2 separate regions of the Homo sapiens genome follow, and region 1 is linked to region 2. A link is an interaction called in ENCODE POLR2A ChIA-PET data of the cell type or tissue named here. Cell type or tissue: Caco-2. All regions are shown on one strand. Each heading gives the region's core, and the rest is flanking DNA. Links, peaks and the distances in the headings are about the cores only. Region 1 overlaps NR6A1 (nuclear receptor subfamily 6 group A member 1). Region 2 overlaps NR6A1 (nuclear receptor subfamily 6 group A member 1).

Region 1 (12,361 bases), core at 1,878-9,877, 90 kb after region 2:
TGGCCAGTTTATTTTTTGCATTTTAGTAGAGACGGGGTTTCACCATGTTAGCCAGGATGGTCTCGATCTCCTGACCTCATGATCTGCCCACCTCAGCCTCCCACAGTACTAGGATTACAGGTATGAGCCACCATGCCTGGCCTAATGACTTCATTTTTATTTTTTATTTTTATTTTTATTTTTGTATTTATTTATTTTTTTCTTGAGACATAGTCTCACTCTGTCACCCAGGCTGGAGTGCAGTGGCATGATCTCAGCTCACTGCAAGCTCTGCCTCCCGGGTTCACACCATTCTCCTGCCTCAGCCTCCCGAGTATCTGGGACTACAGGTGCCTACCACCACACCTGGCTAATTTTTTTTTGTATTTTTAGTAGAGACGGGGTTTCACTGTGTTAGCTGGGATGGTCTGGATCTCCTGACCTCGTGATCCACCCACCTTGGCCTCCCAAAATGCTGGGATTACAGGCATGAGCCACCGCGCCCAGCCATGACTTCATTTTTAAAGTACTTGCGGCCAGGCACGGTGGCTCACGCCTGTAATCCAAGCACTTTGGGAGGCTGAGGCAGGTGGATCATGAGGTCAGGAGTTCAAGACCAGCGTGGCCAAGATGGTGAAACCCCATCTCTACTAAAAAACAGAAAAATTAGCTGGGCGCAGTGGCAGGCGCCTGTAATCCCAGCTACTCGGGAGGCTGAGGCAGGAGAATCGCTTGAACCCGGGAGGCAGAGTTTGCAGTGAGCCGAGATGGCACCACTGCACTCTAGCCTGGGTGACAGAGCGAGACTCCGCCTCAAAAAATAAATAAATAAATAAATAAATAAATAAATAAAGTACTTGCTCAGTCACTTGAGAGAAAATGCTTGGGGTAGTTTTTCCATCCTCAAACTTAATGTTTTTACTAGTTCACAGGGTTTGGAAGAGTATGCACCAATCACTAAGACTGCTTCAGAGTTTGCAATTTTGTATGTTTCATTGCCAAAGAAGGCTTAGTGGTTGTTGACTGTAGTATAAGTCACCTTTCTGTAGCATAAGATTTGATTTTCTTATACTTACTCCACTTGTTATCCATCACTGATTATTTGGGTTAAACTGGACTCATTTCAAGCAGTTTGCCTTTGTTGTTCAAATACGTGATGAGAAACTTAATATTGTAATTTGACTTGAGCCATAAAACACATTTTAATATTAGCTTGTATTATATTTATTAAGCTTGTTTAGTGGGAAAAAAACTTACTAAAACCTAGATAAGTCTAGATTAAGCCAGTTTAGGTGTATTTTCTATTTTAGTGATGGATCGTATCATAAAAATAGAGATAAGTTGGGAAGATATATTGATTATGCTGTTCTATTGAGGGAAAGGTCACGTATTTGGAAATTTAAATTTTTGTTTATTGTGTTCACATCATAGTATATAAGCATCATTTACAGTTTGGCTATGAGAACTTTTCTGGTATGTTTATGGAAAATGTATGAAAGAAACAAGTTTTGATTATATTTTTATATTTGTAAAGTAAAAGTTCGGTTAAAATGATCACTGTTCTTTTTTTTATCATTTCAATAAAAAATATTTGAAAGAGAAAAAAAATACAAAAGTTAGCCAGGCATGTGGTGTGCACATGTAGTCACAGCTACTCAGGAAACTGAGGTGGAAGGATCACCTGAGCCCATGAGGTCAAGACTGCAGTGAGCCATGACTATGCCACTGCACTACAGCTTGGACAAAAGAGTAAGACCCTGTCTCAAAAAAAATTAAATTAAATAAACAAAAGTCAAATGGAATTAACATAGGAGATGTTATTCTTTCCCAGTCAGAATTCCCAGAATATGCAGTATCAAAAACCACAGCCAATTTAACACAACACACATAGCCCATCTCAGTCTTGATGCTTCCTATCACTTGGTAGGGCTGAACATGCTCATTTGAACCCCAAAACTGGTACAAACTGAAATAAAATTTTATTTTGTCTAATTTTTTTTTTTTTTTTTTGAGACGGAGTCTCGCTCTTGTTGCCCAGGCTGGAGTGCAATGGCACGATCTCGGCTTACCGCAACCTCCACCTCCCAGGTTCAAGCAATTCTCCTGCCTCAGCCTCCCGAGTAGCTGGGATTACAGGCATGCGCCACCACAACCCAGCTAATTTTGTTTTTTTAGTAGAGATGGGGTTTCTCAATATTGGTCAGGCTGGTCTTGAACTCCTGACCTCGGGTGATCCGCCTGCCTCAGCCTCCCGAAGTGCTGGGATTACAGGCGTGAGCCACCACGCCTGGCCTAATTATTTCTAGAATAATCAGATCCTTATGTATTTCTTCAAAGAGAAAGATTAAACTACTACTAACTTCCCAATATAGAAATTACTGAGAATATTACCCACATACGCTAAGTACAAATTTTTTGGTTTGTTTTTGAGACAGGGTCTTGCTCTGTGTCACCTAGGCTGGAATGCAGTGGTGTGATCATGGCTCAACTGCAGCCTCCTCCTCCTTAAGCAATCCTCCCACCTCACCTTCTCAAGTAGGTGGGACCACAAGCACATGCCACCACACCTGGATAATTTTTAAATTTTCTTTGCAGAGACGGGGCTCCCTATGTTGCCCAGGCTGGTCTCAAACTCCTGATCCTGGGCTCAAATGATCCTCCCGCTTTGGCCTCCCAAAGTGCTGGAATTACAGGCATGAGCCATCATGCCCTGCCAGTAAGTACAATTTTTTAGTCTTTTTTTTTTTTTTTTTTGGTGACTCCTATTCTATACTGATGTATAAAATTATGTCTCAATGTCTGTTCATTCTCATGGAATAGAGAGGTCTATAAATTGCCATATCTAGCTAGGAATTTTATGAAGAAATGTTTAATGAGCTGGTATTACTTAACCCAGAAAGAAGAATTCAACAATAATTTTTCTGAGAATATCAAGGACCTTTCTCAGAAAATGGGCATTAACCATTTTCAATTGCTACTAGGTGCAGAAAAAGAGAATACATTTGGGTACTAAATGCTAAACTAGAGGTTTATAAAATGTCCTTTCAAATATTTCCTAACACACTGATAACATACAAGAACAAGAGCTATACTTATTTATCTGTGTATCCCTAGAGTCTAGAGAACTGGGTGTGGAGCAGAGAGAACACTCAGTGCTTAACAAACTGAGTTATCAACTATCTAGCATGTTTTATGTGTAGTTGTCTGAAAGGTTACAGGGCATCTCAATGTCCTTCCTAGTGTTCAAAAATGCTTCTAAGAAAGGACCATGGCCAGGTGCAGTGGTTCACGCCTGTAATCCTAGCACTTTGGGAGGCCAAGGCAGGCGGATCACAAGGTCAGGAGTTTGAGACAAACCTGACCAATATGGTGAAACCCCGTCTCTACTAAAAATACAAAAATTAGCCAGCCATGGTTGCGCACGCCTGTAGTCCCAGCTACTCCGGAGGCTGATGCAGAAGAATCACTTGAACCCGGGAGTCAGAGGTTGCAGTGAGCTGACATCGTGCCACTGCACTCCAGCCTGGGTGACAGAGCGAAACTCCATCTCGAAAAAAAAAAAAAAAGAAAGGACCATGACTCCAGAAAAATAACTGAATTTATCTTTTCCTCCCCTAAGCAAAGGCTACTCATAAGAGAACAGAAAACACAGCTGGACCTCGAATAACACGTTTCAACTACACAGGTCCACTTCTACGCAGACTTTTTTCAATAAAAGTTATACCAGGTGTGCCTGCCTCTCCTGCCTCCCCTTTCACCTCCTCTACCTCTTTCACCTCTGCCACTCAAGAGCAAGACCAACCCCTCTTTCTCCTCCTTCAGCATGAAGGTGGTGAGGATGAAGACCTTAACGATGATTCACTTCTATTAATGAAGAGTAAATATATTTTGTCTTCCTTATGACTTTCTTAACAACATGTTCTCTTCTCTAGTGTACTTTATTGTAACAATATAGAATATAATACATATAACATACAAAATTATGTTAATCTACTGATTATGTTATCGGCCAGGCTTCTAGTCAACAGTAAGTTATTAATAAAGTTTTTGAGGAGTCAAAAGTTATAAGTGGACTTTCAACTGTGCAGGGGGTTGTCATCCCTAACCCCCACATTGTTTAAGGGTCAACCGTACTATATACACCTATAGCTGCTGGTATACTGGGGCTATACTATCTAATACAAAACTGATTCTGAAATTTACAACTTTTAAAAAGACAAATATATTTCCCTGGTGTTTGATAAGCATCATGAGAACTATTTTGCCTAAAAATTAATAAGTATTAGTTGCAACATGGACATTTATACTAATAAGGAGGGCAGAGGCGAATATGTGAGAAGGTCCACCACCTCAGAGCTTGAATCAGCTTCACGATGATGGAAAGGTAAGCTTTATCACTGATCTCAACAGCAGACTGGTGGCAAAGAGCCAGCCGTAACAAAGTACTACAATCAGAAAAATAACTCTAGACCATCTCATGGAATCTCAATCTAAATTATCATTTGACCTTTCGGCATTATAGCAAAATAAGGTCTGTATACACTGGATACTCCCATGTCCTATTTCTAACCATTATGACTATGTGTCCCAGAATGGTGCACGCCACCACATTTAGGAAGAACTGGAAATGCAAATGATTATCTATGATGAAGACTCACATAGTCCTGAAAAGCATCATTTAATTAGACCTTGAAATGGTAACTCTCATATCTTAACCATAAGACCGTAAATGAAAATTAAACTGTACTACAAAGGTTATCAATTATAATTTCTAAACTAAGCAAAATGCTTCTTTTAAAGAAATTATTTCAAAACTATCAATACTTTAGAAGTGTTTGTGAGTATACAGTTGTCCATGTGCATAAATGCAAGTACGAATTTTTTTTTTTTTTTTGAGGTGGAGTTTTGCTCTTGTCACCCAGGCTGGAGTGCAATGGCATGTTCTTGGCTCACTGCAACCTCTACTTCCCGGGTTCAAGCGATTCTTCAGCCTCAGCCTCCCGAGTAGCTGGGACTACAGGCACCCGCCACCACGCCCGGCTGATTTTTGTATTTTTGGTAGAGACAGGGTTTCACTATGTTGGCCAAGCTGGTCTTGAACTTCTGACTTCAGGTGATCCACCCGCCTCAGCCTCCCAAAGTGCTGGGATTACAGGCGTCAGCCACCACGCCTGGCTTCAAAGTACAATTTTTATTTTTGTTGGTTTCATGGAAGGATGGAGAACAAAGCAAGGAGACTGGTGTTAAACAGAAATTTTCAGCAAACCAACTTTCTATTAAACAGATAGATCCTGGCCACTGAATAATATCAGAAGAAAGCATAACTAGAAAAGACAGAGTGCCCTTCCTATAATTACAAATTAAAGTGAAATAAAATCTGAGAGTCAATAAAGTAAGGCTTATCAATGACACCTTAAGTTATTCACTTAAAAGTGTACACACACATCCTTTTCTTACCAAAGAATATTGGGTAACATTGAGAACTTACTAGTGCCTGGGTCAAGCTCTGCCAATTCATCCTGACAGAAACCTAAAGAGAAAACAATAGGAAAAAAAATTACAATTTGTGAATTACTTCAAGCTGACTCCAAATATGAAGTATCATACAGTTGGGGGGAAATCTATACTCAGAAGTCAATTTGGGTTTCAATCCTAGCTCTAACATTTAGCTACTACATATCCCTCTGAGCCTCCATTTCATCCCTTCAATATAAAAACAGATAATAGCATTTACCACAGAATTGTAATGAGGATTAAACAAGTTACCAAAATAAAATGCTTACCATAGGCCTTGCCACACAGTAGGAGCTCAATATACAACAGCACAAGTAATTATGAGTTATCATGGCAATGTCCGTTGGAATAAAAATTCACAGGAAAATTACAATTCATTTAATACCTGTCATATTCTATTTAACACTGCTAATTCTTTTCCAAAAGAAAGCAAAGTATGTAAAATATTAACAACAATATCAGACAGTGTAATATCATGTAAATTTTTCACAAATGCTGAAGAATTTTACCTACACAAACAAATGAAAGCAATTTTTCCATTAATAAGTATGCTATTCAGGTTGGAATAAATACCTCTCAGAGCACACTTCACATTTCATATGCTCAGACCCAAAAAGTATGAGCTATATTTGTCTGGCTGGTATATAACTAACACACTGGAGAGATAAATCAAGCACAAGGAATGGCAAACATAGTACGTCCTCTATACATCGTTGATGAAAGGTTTTGTTTTTCCTGAAATGGCTGCATACTTTCTTCTGTTTGCTTTCTACTCTTCCTCAGTTTAAATATTTCCTCAGAAAAGTTTTCTCTTGCCTCTTTCACCCTTGTCTCACACACAAGGTCAAATTCCTGTTTATAATTATCTCTAACACCTGTGCTTGCTTCTAGCACTCATCAACAAGGAACTACTTGTTCAGCGTCTGACCACAATGAGACTGTTCCATGAGGGCGGGGATCCGACCTGCCTTGTTTTACAGCTTTAACCCCATTACCTCTCACAAGCCTAGCACGGAGTAGCTGTTCAGTAAACAACTGTAGTATTTCACCAGTAAATTCAGAAATATCGGATCTTGGTGCCGGGTGCAGTGGCTCATGCCTGTAATCCCAGCACTCTGGGAGGCCAAAACGAGCTGATCACTTGAGGCCAGGAATTCAAGACCAGCCTGGCCAACAGGGTGAAACCCTGTCTCTATTAAAAATACAAAAATTAGCCAGGCATGATGGTGCTTGGCTGCAATCCCAGCTAATCGGGAGGCTGAGGCAGGAGAATCTTTCGAGTCTGGGAGGTGGAGGTTGCAGTGAGCCGAGATTGAACCATTGCACTCCAGCCTGGGCAACAGAGCGAGACGCTGTCTCAAAAAATAAAACAAAAAAAAGAAGCAAAATTAGGACTAGAGGGGTATGAAAGTAACTTCTGTCAAAACTGGGTGACCAAAAGCCAGACCAACAACTAGCCGTCATATGGGAGAAATGAGATTCATGCAGCAGGCCAACTGCTTAAACACTACGACTTTGTTTTTGTTTGATACGGAGTTTTGCTCTATCGCCCAGGCTAGAGTGCAGTGATGCAATCTCAGCTCACTGCAACCTCCGCGCCTCCTGGTTTCAAGCGATTCTCCTGCCTCAGTCTCCTGAGCAGCTGGGATTACAGGCACCTGCCACCATGCCCAGCTAATTTTTGTATTTCTAGTAGAGACAGGTTTCATCCTGTTGGCCAGGCTGGTCTCAAACTCCTGACCTCAAGTGATCTGACCACCTTCGCCTCCCAAAGTGCTGGGATTACAGAAAGCCCAGCTTAAACATCACAACTTTTAAAGTCCTTTGCAATTCTGGGCTGTTCTGACCACACCAAACATGCCACATTCTTTCTTGCCTTTCTGTGAGTCCTCCTCCTCCTCCATTTGGTAAAAATGACTCATCCTTTAAGATTCAGTTCCAATATCACAACAATGAAATATGGAAAACAAAAGAGGCCTCACCAGCATTCACCAAACAATAAAGGAATAGTTTAAATACCTGCTTCTTCCACTAGACAGTGAAATCTTCAAGGCTAGGGACTGACTGTGCCTTATCCATCTGCAGAGCTGCTTCTGGCCAGAACAGTTGTGGACACATTATGGAAGGTGCTGAAATGCAGGATCAACTAAACAGAACACACAACCCTGCCTCTAGATCAGTCTAGGGAAGAAAGTCATAGAATCAGGAAATCTTAAGTCTAGTCTGAATAGTGTGTGTAAAGTCTAAATGAGGAGACTGGATCTGAAATACCAGAATTTAGAAGCTGCTTAAAGTGGCTGATCTCAGACCAGCTTTAAACCCCTCTACATAAAGGCAATGGGAATCAGAAAAGCCATGGAGAGATGCCAGGTGTCTTAGTCCATTCAGACTGCTATAATAAAATATCATAAAGTAAGTCTCACAGTTCTGGAGCCGTGAAGTCCAAGATCAAGATGCTGGTAGATTTGGTGTCTAGTGAGAGCCCATTTTATGGTTCACAGATGGTACCTTATCACTGTTCTCACATGGTAGAATGAGCTCTTTAGGGTCTCTCTTATAATGGAACAATCACCTCCCAAAAGGCCCCCATGCTAATACCATCACCTTGGAGGTTAGGATTTCAATATGTGAATTCAGGGGGATCACAAACATTCAGACCATAGTACCAGGCAATGAGAAAATAATTCATCACTACACACGGATTGAATGTTGAACATCATGCCAGAAGTGAAACTGAGAATAAGCATTCACTTCATGTAAATTGACTCAAAAACGGGACAAAAGTACAGGAAAGCAGGCTGGTACAATGGGAAGGTTAGACCTCTCCTAGGTTCTAACTCAAGCCACCTTTAGTTATATGACTCCCTATTCTGGGCCTCAGACTACTTTGGACATTAAATGAACGGACTATACTAGAAGTCTCAAAAAAGGACAAAGCCTAATGTACCTTCTGAAAGTGCCCATTGTTGTGAACTCAAGTAAATGATCAAACAAAAATAGAGGGTGACTCAAAAACAAAGAAAATACTAAGTAAAATATTTAAGATGGACATCTATTGCTTTTATCTGCCTAGCAACCACTCCCCACTTCTGTTAATGGCACCCTGATTTTTCTTTGCAGACTTCTATTCAAAGGCCACATGATCCAAGGAGAATTGACCCTAACTTTGTTGTAAATTGGGATCAACAACAGCACCTACCTTATGGGGATGTCAAAAGAATTAAATGAGACCAGGTACAGTGGTGCATGCCTGTAATCCCAGCACTTTGGGAAGCCGAAGCAGGAGGATCGCTTGAGCCCAGGAGTCGGAGACCAGCCTGGGCAACATGGTGAAACCCTATCTCTACCAAAAAAATACAAAAGTTAGCCAGGTGTGGTGGTGTATGCCTGTAATCCCACCTACTTGGGAGGCTGAGGTAGAGATCACCTGAGCTTAGGAGGTCGAGGATGCAGTGAGCCATGATCGTGCCACTACACTCCAGCCTGGGCAACAGAGTGAGACCAGGTCTCAAAAAATAAAGAATTAAATGACACAGTGAATATAAAGGCTTTGCACAGTACTTGACAAAGTAAGACCTCTATATATGTAAGCTGCTACTAACTAATCTCTAGGGTCCATCCAATTCAGTGCTGTGTCTATGGAAGCAAAGTGTAGATTATAGCAGAGTTACTATTAAACCATTCATGGCATCATCCTCAAAGACCTGGGATGGAACCCTAATATCACTAATGTCACTTTGGTTACTTGCTGTGGTTCTTGAACTTTTACATTTTCAGCCTGTAAAGTGCTTGATGTGGTGATTCCAGATGTTTGCTACTTCCTGAGGAAAGACTCTATATTCACACTAAAAAAAATCCTCCAAGGGTCACAAAGATCCTGATTATAAAATTCAGTAATTACATCTACATTCCCTCGACCTAGTCCTGAGACCACTGCTATTATGTTGTCTCTGGATTTACAGATCATCACTAATGCAGGAGCCTTGAAGATATATGGAGAACAATGTTAATCTTACCTACAAACCACATACCTACTGACCACAAGGCAATGAAATGGCCACAGCTAGCTACTATTGTCAAGCAGAGTTTTGCCCAGATTCTCAGCAACCACATCTAGCTGGCAAAATGATTCTTAGCTAGAAGAACCCAAACCACTGCTAGATGTAACCCCAAATGTACGTTAAATTGGATTTATTCAATTAGATTCAACTCAAAGGCAATCAGAGTTGTTCAGCAGAAAGCAGAATCTTGGCCGGGCGCAGTGGCTCACACCTGTAATCCCAACACTTTGGGAGGCCAAGGTGGGTGGATCACTTGAGGTCAGGAGTTCGAGACCAGCATGGCAAAAATGGTGAAACCCCATCTCTACTAAAAAGACAAAAATTAGCCTGGCATGGCAGTGCACACCTGTAATACCAGCTACTTGGGAGGCTGAGGCAGAAGAATCGCTTGAACACAGAGGCAGAGGTTGTAGTGAGCCGAGATTATGCCACTGCACTCCAGCCTGGGGGAAAGAGCAAGACTCCTTCTCAAAAACCAAAAAAAAGAGGCTGGGCGCGGTGGATCACCTGAGGTCAGGGGTCCTAGACCAGCCTGACCAACATGGTAAAACGCCATCTCTACTAGAAATACAAAAATTAGGCGGGGCGTGGTAGCTCACGCCTGTAATTCCAGCACTTTGGGAGACTGAGGTGGGCAGATCACGAGGCCAGGAGTTCAAGACCAGCCTGGCCAACATAGTAAAACCCCGTTTCTACTAAAAATACAAAAATTAGTCTGGCGTGGTGGTGCACACCTGTAGTCACAGCTACTCAGGAGGCTGAGGCAAGAGAATAGCTTTAACCTGGGAGGCGGAGGTTGCAGTGAGCGGAGATCGCGCCACTGTACTCCAGCCTGGGCAACAGAGCAAGACTCTGTCTCAAAACAAAACAAAACAAAAAGAAAAGCAGGCTCTTAAGCTTCATAAATAAACAAACATACCCCCAAACCCACCTGTCGCACAGAATACAACATATTAAACAGATCAGGAAATTTTCTGAGAAATCCAGGAAATTTTCTGAGAAATCCAGGGTCTTTGTATGGTGACTTAAATTGCTTTCAAAAGGAAAAGAGAGACAAGAAACAGATTGGTTCCTAAGATGATATCACCAAGTCAGTGTGCACACAAGCAATCTGAAATGTTACTGCAAAGGTTATATTCACTTGCCTCAGTTTAACTAGGAAGATAAATGCGTACTGAAAAAAGGACACGGGGGCCGGGCACAATCGCTCACGCCTGTAATCCCAGCATTTGGGGAGGCTGAGGCAGGTGGATCACCTGAGGTCAGGAGTTCAAGACCACCCTGACCAACATGGTAAAACCCCATCCCTACTAAAAATACAAAAATTGGGCCGGGTGCAGCGGCTCACACCTGTAATCCCAGCACTTTGGGAGGCCAAGGCGGGAGGATCACGAGGTCAGGAGTTTGAGACCAGCTTGGCCAACATAGTGAAACCCCATCTCTACTAAAAATACAAAAATTAGCCAGGCGTGGTGGCGCATGCTGTAGTCCTAGCTACTCGGGGGGCTGAGGCAAGAGAATCATTTGAACCCGGGAGGCGGAGGTTGCAGTGAGCCAGGATCACCCCACTGCACTCCAGCCCAGACAACGAAGCAAGACTCCATCTAAAAAAAAAAAAAATACAAAAATACAAAAATTAGCTGGGCTAATTTTGGTGGTGGCAGGTGCCTATAAGCCCAGCTACTCAGGAGGCTGAGGCAGGAGAAATGCTTGAACCTGGGAGGCAGAGGTTGCAGTGAGCCCAGATCACATCACTGCACTCCAGCCTGGACAACAGAGCGAGACTCCATCTCAAAAAAAAAAAAAAAATGGGGGCGGCGAGGGTATGGGTATGAATTAGAATTAGATTCAAATCCCAGATTTGCTATTATCAAATTAACTACTCCAAACCCATGTCTTGGAATGAGGATAAAAATAACCATCACATTCAATTGTCATGAGATTTGGTGAATATATGTAAATCATCTACTTTATGGCAAGTAATCAGCAAATGGCTCTAAGTCTAGGAATCTTATTTCATACAAGAGAAAGTTCCAGTTGACAAGCTCTTCTCCAAATAGGCGTTTTGTTTGCTTTTTAAACAAGGTCTTGCTTCTGTAGCCCAGGCTGGGGTGCAGTGGCACGATCATGGCTCACTGCAGCCTTGACCTCTAGGACCCAAGCAACCCTCCTACTTCAGCCTCCCAAGTAGCTGAGACTACAGGTGTGCACCACCACACATTTGACAAAAAGGCATTTGACAAAAAGAAAATGATCACTGATTCCTCAAATTGTGACTGGCTATCATGAGAGATTAAAATGTCACTGATCTTTTTCCTTTTTGATATTTTGACTATAAAATTGTAAATTTACCATGACAGAAACTTAAATAAACTTCTGAGTATCACCAGTCAGCAAATTAAGGTGTGAAACACTAGCTAATTATACTCTATAATGTGTTAGAGTTACTCAAGCAATGTTTTAGTTTGACTGTAGGAAGACAATATAGTGCAACAGAGACATGGACTCTGGTTAACGTTCTGCTAGTTACTCAGTCTCTTTTGAAGCCTCAATAACCCATATGTAAGATTAAGGCCCTTAAAAGGTAAAATTCTACAATTCTAATCAACTATCTCTTTCTACAAAACAGAAGTTGTATGTGTCTCTCATGATTTGCCAACCACTTTATCTCTTGCTTTTCATAGCATCCTACCCAACAGTGTATACTCCATCCACACTGAAGTACATCGTGGCTCCCAGAATTCAACACGCTCTTTGGCCTCAATTCCTTTACACATGCTATTTTCTCCACCTGAGCCCACCTTTAC
Region 2 (12,361 bases), core at 1,452-9,451:
AAAAATTAGCTGGGTGTGGTGGCTTGTGTACCTGTAGTCCTAGCTACTCAGGAGGCTAAAGCAGAAGGATTGCTTGAGCCTAGGAGTTTGATGTTACAGTGAGCTATGATCACACCACTGCACTCCAACCTGGGTAGAGTGAGACATCTGTCTCTTTGGTGTTTAAAAAAAAAAAAAAAGTTCAAGGACCCTTTGAAATCGCTGGCATAGGCATCAGACTGGATAGGCTCATCTACTTACTTTTTCTTAGCAGTCTCTAAAACACAGAAATAATAAGAAATCTAAGACCAATTTTTCCTATGGTCTTTTACTGACGGTTTTCTCTCTCCTGACATTACTACAGCATTTGACATCAATAGCTATTTCAGGAGACAAGGTAGACAGAGTTCCCAAAGCAAAGACAGGAACAGAACAAGATTGTGGCTTGTGTATCATCAAATCTGACACCTGACCAAAATTCACTAGTGCAATGCTTTGTAAAAATATGCATTCAGGCTCTGAAGATCATGGGCTGCTTGAATTTGGTCATATTACTTAAGCTTTCTGAGCCTCAGGTTTCTTACATTTAAAATGAAATGCTAAGTACCACCTTTCACAATAGTTATGAAAGTTAAAATGGAATAAATAATGAGAAGGAAGACCCAATGACTACAACATGATAGGCATGCAACCTACCTTTCCTACTTATGCAGACAATTACTAGCACTGTTTACCTCATAGGATTTTTGTGAGGCTCAAATAAGGTGATGCTTGTGAAAGCCCTTAAGTGAAATATAATTATCCAACTAAGTTTTGCCATACTATTCAAGATACAAGAATGAATATAGTATAATCCTTGTCTTTACGGGAAGCTGATTTTCTAAAAAGGGAGCTACAAGTACATAGGTAAGTATAACACAGGTAAGCAGAAAGTGCTAGAAGAGTAGCCATAATAGTTAACACAATTGAGCACTTATGGGCCGGACCTAGTCTAGGTGTTTTACCTATATTCTTATTTAATCCTTAAACAAACTCTATGGAACAAGTACTATTATATTTCTAGATAACCGAAACTGAAGTAAGTACATGCTGGATAGGTAATCTGCTTAAGTTAATACAACTAGTTAGTGGTGGAGCTAAGGATTTAAATCCAAGAATTCTGACTCCATAGCTCATACAATTAAAAATGCAGGGGTGTGTATTTTTAAAATGGAGAAAGAACATGCCAACAATAACGAGGTCACTAACGTTTACTGAGCACTCACAGTGTGCCAGGTCCTATGCTAAGCACTTTACATGTAAACTCTTACTGAAGCCCAGCAATCCTCTGTGAGCTAGACATAGACAGCATCCCGATTTTACAAATGAGGCCAAAGACTAAATGAGGCTGGTTTACTTTGCTCAAGGTCTCATGGCTAGTTACCAAAAGAACCAAATCTCAAACTTAGCCCTATCAAGTATGTCAAGTAAATGTTCTTAACCTCTCTACTGTCTGGTTCAGTGTAGACAGGGACAGTAGGAGAGCTAACCTCAGAAAGAATTAGCAAAGGAGTAGCCAGTGAGGTAAGAAGAGGACCAACAGAGAGCAACATTCTGAAAGGCAAGGGAAGAGTCTTTCAAGGAGGAGGGCAAATGGATCAATTATCAAATGCTGCTGAGAGGCTGAGTAAGATGAGCACTGAGAATTTAAACACATTTTAGCAATGCAGAGGTCTGTGGTCACCTTGACCAAGTTGTTTCAATAGTATGGTGAGTTCAGAAGCCTCACTGGAGTGTGTTAAAGAGAGAAAGGAAGCAGCAGCAGAAACAATTAGTATATACAACATTAGAACATTTTTCACTTAGATAGCAGGGCTGTACAAAACACCCTGTCATACAGGGTAATGTGTTGATGAACCCATGTTTTAAAATTTGATATGTAACACCTCTGGGTGTTCAGTTTATTTCCATTTTTAAAATGCATAAAAAGAAATTAAGTGGAAATTTGAGAAAAAACATATGGAAGCGCTGAAGAACATCCATGGCGTCCTAGGGTCCTGCAGAACACACTTTGAAAACAATTATCTTAATCCAGAGGAATGAAATTCTGAGATGGAATTCAGCCAGTTGCAAACTAGGTTTAAGAAAGATATTTTTAGGATTTAGAGGGAATCTCCTAATGCTCTTCAGATTCTGCTACCTATTACTCAGGAAAGATAACCTTAGAACATTCCTTTCTTTCATCAAATGCTTTACCTTAAGATCTTTTGAATAAAAGGGATGTTTGTATATGGTATTTTCCACAAATGTTTGGTACTGAAGGATGCTAACTTTTATTCTGTGTTATTTTGGTTTTGTTTTTAGAGGAAGGTTCTCATGTCACCCAGGCTAGAATGCAGTGGAGTGATCGTAGCTCACTGTAACCATGAACTCATGGGCTCAAGCAATGTTCCTACCTCAGCCTCCCAAGTGGCTAGGGCTACAGGAGTATGCCACTATGCCTGACTACTTTTAAAATTTTTTGTAGCCATGGGGTCTCGCTGTGTTGCCCAGGCTAGTCTTGAATTACTGGCCTCAAGCAATCCTGCTTTGGCCTCCCAAAGCACTAGGATTACAAAGCATGAGCTAGAGTTTACCACCCCCAGTCCAATCTTTTTTACACACATATACATCTCTCTCTCCTTGCCAGCACCCAAGCAGGATTACAGGCATGCACCACCACACCCAGCTAATTTTTGTATTTTTTGTAGCAATACACACAGAGTATTTTAAATAAAAATGTAAGATCACTTTACTTTGTGATCCCTAATTCTATAAATGGGCTTGATTACCCTTTTGCCTTCATTCAAAATAACCTTTTAAATTACAACAGCAGTCCCTATAGACAAGCTAAAATAAGAAGTTAAGAAACTGAATTATGTTAAGCATTTCATATGTTATTTTGTTCTGACAGCAACCATTTACATGGGTCTTACCACCCCCATTTTATAGATAATAAATAAAACACAAAGTCGCCGGGTGCAGTGTCTCACACCTGTAATCCCAGCACTTTGGGAGGCCAAGGCAGACAGATCACCTGAGGTCAGGAGTTCGAGACCAGCCTGGCCAACATGGCAAAACCCTGTCTCTACTAAAAAATAAAAATAAAAAAATTAGCTGAGCATGGTGGTGCATGCCTGTAATCCCAGCTACTTGGGAGGATGAGGCAGGAGAATTGCTTGAACCCAGGAGGCAGAGGTTGCCGTGAGCCGAGATCACCCCATTGCACTCCAGCCTGGGCAAAAAGAGTGAAAATCTGTCTCAAAAAAAAAAAAAAAGAAAAGAAGGAAAAGAAAGTATGTGTTAGGAACTTTGAAAAGAAGAGGCCAGGAATGGTGGATCATACCTTTAATCCTAGCACTTAGGAGGCCAAGGCAGGAAGACTGCTTGAGCTCAGGAGTTTGAGACCAGCCTGGGAAACATAGTAAGACTCCATCTCTACAAAAAATAAAAACTAGCCAAGCATGGTGTTGCATGCCTGTAGTCCCAGCTTGGGAGGCTGAGGCAGGAGGATTGCTTCAGCCCTGGAGTTCGAGGCTGCAGTGAGCTATGACTGCTCCAGCCTGTGCAACACAGTGAGACCCTGTTTCAAAAAAAGAGAGAGGGGAGAGCTGTGGGAAATTAGTTGGGAAGGTAGGTCAGGAACTGACTGCAGTGTCCTTGGCTTAAATAAATGCCAGGCTGGGAAACTAAAGCTACGCTCTATATGCAGTAAAAGATTGTTAACATATTATGCAGCATAATTAGAGCCTTATTCTGTGCTTAAGACAGGGTTAAATGGAGAGACAAGAGGCAAAGGGATCAGATAGGAGCTCACTGTAATAGTACAGGTAAAACATACAGGCCTGAGTTACGTTTAGGTTGCCTATCATGGCCCAATATAAGCTCAGGCTCTAAGTTTGAACTTGGCTCTATCACTACCACTTAACAGCTGAGTGAGTTTGTGTGCTTCTTTTTTTTTTCTTTTGAGACAGTCAAGTCTTGCTCTGTCACCTAGGCCGGACTGCAGTGGCGCGATCTCAGCTCACTGCAACCTCTGCCTCCTGGGTTCAAGCCAATTCTCCTGCCTCAGCCTCCCGGGTAGCTGGGATTACAAGCGCACACCACCACGCCCAGCTAATTTTTGTATTTTTAGTAGAGATGGGGTTTTGCCATGTTGGCCAGGCTGGTCTCGAACTCCTGACCTCGGGTGATCCGCCCACCTTGGCCTCCCAAAGTGCTGGGATTACAGGCGTGAGGCACTGCGCCCAGAAACTTTGTCTTTTATTTATTATCTATAAAATGGGGATGGTAAGACCCATGTAAATGGTTGCTGTCAGAACAAAATAACATATGAAATGCTTAACATAATTTCTCAACTTCTACACTATTCACCTTTCAGGTGAAATAATTTTTTTTAATGGGCAACTGTTTTATGCATTATAAAATATTTAGCAGAATCCCTGGCCTCTACTTACTAGACACCAATAACAATTCTTTTCTATCCCCTGTCGTGACAACCAAAAAATGTCTTCATATTGCCAAATCAACCCCAGTTGAGAGCCATGTAACACTGTTTCTGGCATATAAAGTGACCAATGGAGGCAAGCTTTAAAAAATAACTGTGGGGCAGGGTGGTGGAGGGAGAAGGTGGTCATTTGGTGATGAAGACAGAAATATAAAAGACAACGTGTAGAGTGAGATGACCAAATTGGCTGGTTAGATGTGGAAGCCATGAGAGAGGGAGGTAGCAGGGGAGACCACAGCTTTAATTCTGTGTGTCTAGTCCTACTAAAGAAATAAGAAAGATAAGAAAGTGGGCAGGCTTGAAGAACCAGAGGGTCAGGTGGATGGAAATATTTGAAAGATATTAAGAATTGTGGCCTGGATCCAGAAAGAACGATTGGTGTAGGTCTCAAAGGCCAAAATCATTCTTCATGTCTCTTGAGCTTTTTATGATTTTAGCTTTATCTAGCACCTCTCAAGTGAGTACCAGTTACATGCCTTAACTATAAAGCCCTCGGGTGGGGGGGGGGAACAAAAACAAGCTAAAAGACATGACTGACAATGAATATATATTACCTTTAAAAATCAAAGAAAACGGGGCTGGGCACAGTGGCTCACACCTGTAATACCATCACTTTCAGAGGCTGAGGCGGGAAGATACTTGAGGCCAGGAGCCAAGACCAGCCTGGGCAACATAGTGAGACCCTGTCTCTATGAAATATTTTAAAATTTTGCCAGGCCAGGCATGGTGTCTCACACCTGTAATCCCAGCACTCTGAGAGGCTGAGGCGGGTGGATCACTTGAGCCCAGGAGTTCAAGACCAGCCTGGGCAACATGATGAAACCCCATTTCTACCAAAAATACAAAAATTAGCCAGGCTGATGACGTGCACCTGTAGTCCCAGGTACTCGGGAGGTTGAGGTGGGAGGATTGCTGGAGCCCAAGAGACGAAGGGAGCAGTGAGCCAAGATTCCGCACCACTGCATGCTAGCCTGGCAACAGAGCGAGACCCAATCTCAAAAAAAAAAAAAAAAGCCAGGTGTGGTGGTACACATCTGTTAAGTTCTAGCTACTTAGGAGGCTGACATGGAAGGATTGCTTGAGCCCATGAGCCCAGGAGTCTGAGGCACCACTGCACCCTGGCCTGGGCAAAGAGTGAGATCCCATCTCAAAAAAACAAAAAAAAAAAAAAAGAGAGAGAGAGAGAAAGGGTACTCTTTTCATTTTTTTAAAATCAGAAAAAATTAAATATATTTTAAAAATCACTATAAATTTGTACATAGTAAAAGATGCTTTTAATTTTCCATCCTTTCTGGGTTTTTTTGTTTTTGTTTTTTGAGACGGAGTCTCACTCTGTCACCAGGCTGGGGTGCAGTGGCGCGATACTGGCTCACTACAACCTCCACCTCCTGGGTTCAAGCGATTCTCCAGCTTCAACCTCCCAAGTAGCTGGGATTACAGGCACGCGCCACCATGCCCTGCTAATTTTTGTATTTTTGGTAGAGACAGGGTTTCACTATATTGGCCAGGATGGCCTTGATCTCTTGACCTCGTTGTGATCCACCCACCTCGGCCTCCCAAAGTGCTGGGATTACAGGCGTGAGCCACCGCGCCTGGCCTAATTTTCCATCCTTTCACCAGACAACTGAAGAAGAGGTGTATACTGATCCTCTTGAAGATTAAGTCTTCTTTTTTTTTTTTTTTTTTTGAGACATGGTTTCGCTCTATTGCCATGCTGGAGTGCAGTCAACCTACGTCTCCTGGGTTCAAGCAATTTTCCTGCCTCAGCCTCCCAAGTAGCTGGGATTACAGGCATGCGCCACTACCCCGGCTAACTTTTTGTATTTTTAGTAGAGACAGGGTTTCACCATGTTGGCCAGGCTGGTCTCGAACTCCTGACCTCAGGTGATCCGCCCGCCTCAGCTTCCCAAAGTGCTGGAATTACAGGTGTGAGCCACTGTGCCCAGCCAATTAAGTCACTTTCTAAGCTTTTAATATGTGCCACATATTTTAGAGACATTGGTAAAAGGGAAAAAGTTGTATCCAAACTGATAGTGTCTAAATTCCAGCTGCACAACGGAGAAGCCAGATCTACCTGATTCTACATTCTCCAGCCCCTACTGGTCTCTATGACAGTTTTTACAGCCTTTGTCAAGCTACCTGAACAAATAAGACTGCATCCCTGCCCTTTACCTATGAAACAGTGTGTACCCCAAGGACCCTCCAAGCACTAGCCAAAGCAAATTAGCATTGGAACTGACCTGAGGCATCTACATACAACGACTGTACTTCAGATTTTCCAGGAATATTCTGTTTTGTGGTATTCATGAAACCGATGTTCTCCAAATTCCAATATTCAGGAATGCACACTAAACCTCCACATAAAAATTCCAAGTCATGTCATTACACATTTGCCAAAACACATTGAACGTACAACATCAAGTGCAAATCCTAACGGAAACAAAATGAATGACAGCAAAATAGACTTGGATTGGTTATAAATATATACTGCAATCTCTAGTGAAACAACTAAAAAACTTTTAAAAGTACAATTGTTATACTAAGAAATGAGAGAAAATGGAAACACATAAAATGCTCAATTAAAACCACAAAAGAAACAAAAAAACACAAAACACAGGAAATGTGTAGAAGAGAAAAAGAGAACAAGGACAACAAAAAACAATAAATATATAGCAGGTATTAATCAACTACATCAGTAATCACTTTGAACATCAATGGTTTAAATGTACCAATTAAAAGGCAGATTGTTAGAGTGAATCAGGAAACAAGACCCAACTATATGTTGTCTACAAGAAACCTACTTTAAGTAGAAAGACACATAAAGAATAAAAATGAAGGGATGGAGAAATACATACCATCCTAACACCAACTGAAAGAAAGTGGAAGCAGCTATGCTAATTTCAGACAGAGCAGACTTTAGAGTGAGGAAAGTTATCAGGAGAAAGAGGGGCATTACTAATGATAAAGGAGTCAATACTCTAAGAAGACATAACAATCCTAATGTGTATGCACCTAGTAACAGAATGTCAAAATACCTGAAGCAAAACCTGATAGAACTACAAGAAAAAAACAGATAAATCCACCCTCTATCAAAAATGGACAGATCCAGAAGGCAGAAATTCATTAAAAACATGTTGAACTCAACAGCACTACCAATCTTTTGGATATAACTGACACCTATAGAATACTTCATCCAATTCAATAGCAGCAGATTTCACATTCTTCTCAAGTTGACATGAAACATTTACCAAAACAGACCACATTCTGGCCCATAAACCACATCTTAACAAATTTAGAATAATAGAAATCGTACAATGTTTGCTCTCAGACCACAATGGAATTAAACTAGCATAACAGAAAGATATCTGGAACATCTCAAATACATAAAGATTAAACAATACAATTCTAAATAAAAACATGGGTCAAAGAAGTCATCTCAAGAGAAAAATATTTTGAACTAAATAAAAATAAAAATATAATTCATCAAAATTTGTGGGATGCAATGAAAGTAGTGCTTGGAGGAAAGTTACAGCACTGAATGCATATGTTAGAAAAGACAACCTAAAACCAAGCTTCCACCTTAGGAAGCTAGAAAAAGACAAAATTAAACCCAAAGTAGGCAGAAGAAAAGAAATAATAAAAATTAGAGCAGAAATCGATGAAATTAAGAACAGGGAAGCAATAAAGAAAATTAACAAAACCAAAAATCAACAAAAGCTGGTTCTTTGAAAAGATCAATAAAATCCATAAGCCTCTAGCAAGGCTAACTAACGAAAAAAGAAAGAGGACACAAATTACTAGTATCAGAAATAAAACAGTGTCTGTCAATCGTACCTCAATAAAGCTCAAAAAAATGAAATAGGGGACCTCACTATGGATCCTATAGACATTAAAAGGAAAATAAAGGAATATAATGAATGAATAAGTCTATGTCCACAAATTTGATAACCTAGATCAGAGGTGTCCAATCTTTAAGCTTCCCTGGGCCACATTGGAAGAATAAGTGTCTTAGGCCACACATAAAATACCTAACACTAACACTAACACTAACAATAGCTAATGAGCTTTAAAAAAAATGCAAAAAATTTCATGTTTTAAGAAAGTTTACGAACTTGTGTTGGGCCACATTCAAAGCCATCCTGGGTTGTGGGTTGGACAGGCTTGACCTAGATGAAACAAACCAATTCTTTGAAAGGCACAATCTGCCAAAACACATACAAAAAAATAGAGACAATCTAAATAGGCCTACAGGTATTAAAGAAATTGAATTAACAATTAATAACTTACCAAAACAAAAAGTTGTGGGTGTGGAGTTTTTAAATTTTTTAACAGATAGAATCTCACTCTGTTGCCCAGGCTGAAGTGCAGTGCTGTGATCATAGCTCACCGTAACCTCAAACTCCTGGGCTCAAATGATCTTCCTGCCTCTGTCTTCCCAGTAGCTAGGACTACAGGCTCACACCACCAGAACTGGCTAATTATTTTATTTTTGTAGAGACAAGGTCTCACTATGTTGTAGCCCAGACTGGTCCCAAACTCCTGGTCTCAAGTGATCCTCCTACCTTGGCCTCCCAAAGCATTGAGATTACAGGCATGAGCCACAGTGCCTGGCCCTGGTTTTTTAAATAGATAAACAAAATTGACCAATTGTTAGCTAGACTAAGAAAAAAAAGAGAGAAGTTTCAAATAAAGACCCAAATCAGAGATGAAAAGGGAGACATTTCAGAAATACAAAGCATCATTAGAGACTATTATGAACAACTAACTACATGCCAATAACTTGGAAAATCTAAAAGAAATGGACATACACAACCTACCAAGATTAAAACATAAAGAAATGGGGGCCGGCCGCAGTGGTTCACGCCTGTAATCCCAATACACTGGGAGGCTGAGGTGGGTGCATCACGTGAGGTCAGGAGTTCGAGACCAGCCTGGCCAACATGGTGAAACCCCATCTGTACTAAAAATACAAAAATTAGCTGGGCGTGGTGGCACATGCCTGTAATCCCAGCTACTCAGAAGCTGAGGCAGGGGAATCACTTGAACCTGGGAATCGGAGGTTGCAGTGAGCCGAGATCATGCCACTACACTCCAGCCTGGGCAACAGAGTGAGACCGTCTCAAAAAAAAAAAAAAAAAGAAAGAAAGAAAGAAAAGAAAAAAGAAATAGAAAACCTTAACAGAACAATAATGAGTAGCAAGAAAGAGGCAGTAATAAAAAGTTTCCCATCAAAGAAAAGCCCAGGACATGATGGTTTTGCTGCTGAATTATATGAAACACTTAAAGAACTAATACCAATGGTATGCAAAACTATTCCAAAAAATTGAAGAGGAACACTTCCAAACTCATTCTAAAAGGCCATCCTTACCCTGATACCAAAGCCAAAGACACAACAACAACAGAAACTACAGGCTAGTATCTCTGATGAACACAGATGCAAAAATCCTCAATAGAATACTAGGCAAACTGAATTCAGCAACACATTAAAAAAAATCATTCACCATGATCAAGTGGGATTCATCCCAGGGATGCAAGGATAATTCAACATATACAAATCCATAAACAGGATATGTTACATTAACAGAATCAAGAACAAAAACCAGGTGAGACATAGTGGTTGTAATCCACCACACGCCTGTAATCCAGCACTTTGGGTGGCCAACACAGGAGGACTGCTCGAGTCCAGGAGTTCGAGACCAGCCTGGGCAACATAGCGAGACCCCATCTCTACCAAAATAAATAAATAAATAAAATACATGTGATCATTTTAAAAGATGCTAAAAAGTATTTAATAAAATTCAATACCACTTCATAATAAAAACTCAAAAACTGTGTATAGAAGGAACATACCTTAAAATACAATAAAGACCACATATCCATGACAAACTCACAGCTGGCATCATACTGGATGGGGGTAAACTGAAAGCCTGGAACATGAATGCCGACTTTCATCCTTTTATTCAAATAGTACTGAATGTATAAGCCAGAGCAATTAAAATTAGACAAGAGAAAGAAATAAAGGGCAGCCAAACTGTAAAAGAAGAAGTCAAACTGTCCTTGTTTGCAGACATGATCTTTTATTTGGAAAACCTAAAGATACTGCTAAAAAAAAAAAAGGCATTAGAACTCAGAAACAAAATAAGTAATGCTGTAGGATACAAAATCAACATACAAAAATCGGTAGCATTTCTATATGCCAACAGCAAACAATAAGAAAACAAAATCAGGAAAGCAATCCCACTTACAAAAGCTCTAAAAAATAAAAAATAAAATACCTAGAAATAGAATTAACCAAAAAAGTGAAAGATCTCGACAATGAAAACTATAAAACACTGATGAAATTGTGGGATTACACACAAAAAAGGAAAGACATCCCATGTTCATAAAGTGAAAGGATATTGTTAAAATATCCACACTATCCAAAGAGATCTACAGATAAAATGCAATTCCTATCAAAATACCAATGACATTCTTCGCAGAAATAGAAAAATCCTAAAATTCATATGAAACCTCAAAAGACCCCAAATAGCCAAAGCAATCCTGAACTAAAAGAACACAGGTGGAGGTATCACACTACCTGACTTCAAAATATACTACCAAAGCTATAGTAAGAAAGTGTGGTACTGGCACAAAAAAAAAAAAAAAAAAAAAAGACACATAGACCGATGGAACAGAATAGAGAACCCAGAATAAATCCACACATTTACAGTCAAATCATTTTCAATAAAGGCATCAAGAACATTCATTGGCAAAAGGACAGTCACTCCAATAAATGGCACTGGGAAAGCGAGATGTCCATATGCAGAAGAAAGAAACTAGATCCTGTTCTCTTACTACATAAAAAAATCAAATCAAAATGGGTTGAAGACTTATATGTAAGACCTGAGACTACACTACTACTACAAGAAAACACTGGGGAAATGCTTCAGGACACGGGTCTGGCAAAGATTCTTTGAGTTAGACCTCAAAAGCACAGGCAACAAAAGCAGAAATTGACAAATGGGGTTATATCAAGCTAAAAAGCTTCTGCATAGCAAAGAAAACAACCGACAAAATAAAGAGATAACCTAAAGAATGGGAGAAAATATTTGCAAATTATCCCACTGACAAGAGATGAATAACTAAATATACACGGAACTCAATAGCAAAAAGCTCCAAATAATCCAATTTTAAAATGGGAAAAAAAGATGAAGAGACATTTCTCAAAAGCAGACACACAAATGGCTAACAGATATATTTTTAAAAATACTCAACATCATTAATCATTGAAGGAATAAAAATCAAAACTACAAGATATTATCTCACCCCATTAAAATGGCTATTATAAAAAAGACTGGTGCTGGTGAGGATGCAGAGAAAAGGGGAACACTTCTACACTGTTGATGGGAATGTAAATTAGTTCACCCATTATGGAAAACAGTATGGAAGTTCCTCAAATAACTAAAAATAGAACTACCATATGATCCAGCAATCCTACTGCTGGCTATATTTCCAAAAGAAAGGAAATCCGTATATCAAAGAGATATCTGCACTCTCATGTTTATTGCACCACTATTCACAACAGCCAAGATATCAGACATGAAATCAACCTAAGGGTCCATCACCAAATGAGCGGATAAATAAAATGTGCATAAGTACACAATGGAGTATTATTCAGCCATAAAAAAGAATAAAATCCCATCATTTGCAGCAACATGGATGGAACTGTTAAGTGAATAAGCTGGGCACCGAAAGACAAATATCACATGTTCCCACTCATACATGGGAGCTTAAAAAAAAACAACTGATCTCATGGAAGTAATGAATAGAATGGTGATCACCAGAGGCTGGGAAGGGTAGAGGGACAGTGGGGGATGA

The links. ChIA-PET counts read pairs that join two places held together with the same protein. Peaks named below come from ENCODE experiments on the same cell type or tissue, not always from the same donor. Only the 100,000 strongest peaks of a DNase experiment are listed, where the experiment ranks them.
Region 1: POLR2A ChIA-PET joins it to region 2 with 10 read pairs; 7 of 35 experiments call an interaction of 5 or more read pairs at or near these places.

The regions. Positions count from the first base shown.
Region 1 is chr9:124,727,841-124,740,201 of GRCh38, forward strand. NR6A1 (nuclear receptor subfamily 6 group A member 1) reads right to left here. Exons shown (of 10, transcript NM_033334.4): 2 at 5,468-5,509. Among named protein-coding and RNA genes, the nearest start is that of NR6A1, 37 kb to the right of the region's middle. RefSeq lists enhancers at 74-575, 576-1,075, 6,878-7,409. In Caco-2, for the core only: no CTCF peak of the experiment used is centred there; a DNase peak (open chromatin) is centred at 6,451; H3K4me3 peaks cover 339 bases.
Region 2 is chr9:124,638,100-124,650,460 of GRCh38, forward strand. The region is part of intron 2 of NR6A1 (nuclear receptor subfamily 6 group A member 1); the gene reads right to left. Among named protein-coding and RNA genes, the nearest start is that of MIR181A2HG, 14 kb to the right of the region's middle. In Caco-2, for the core only: no CTCF peak of the experiment used is centred there; no DNase peak of the experiment used is centred there.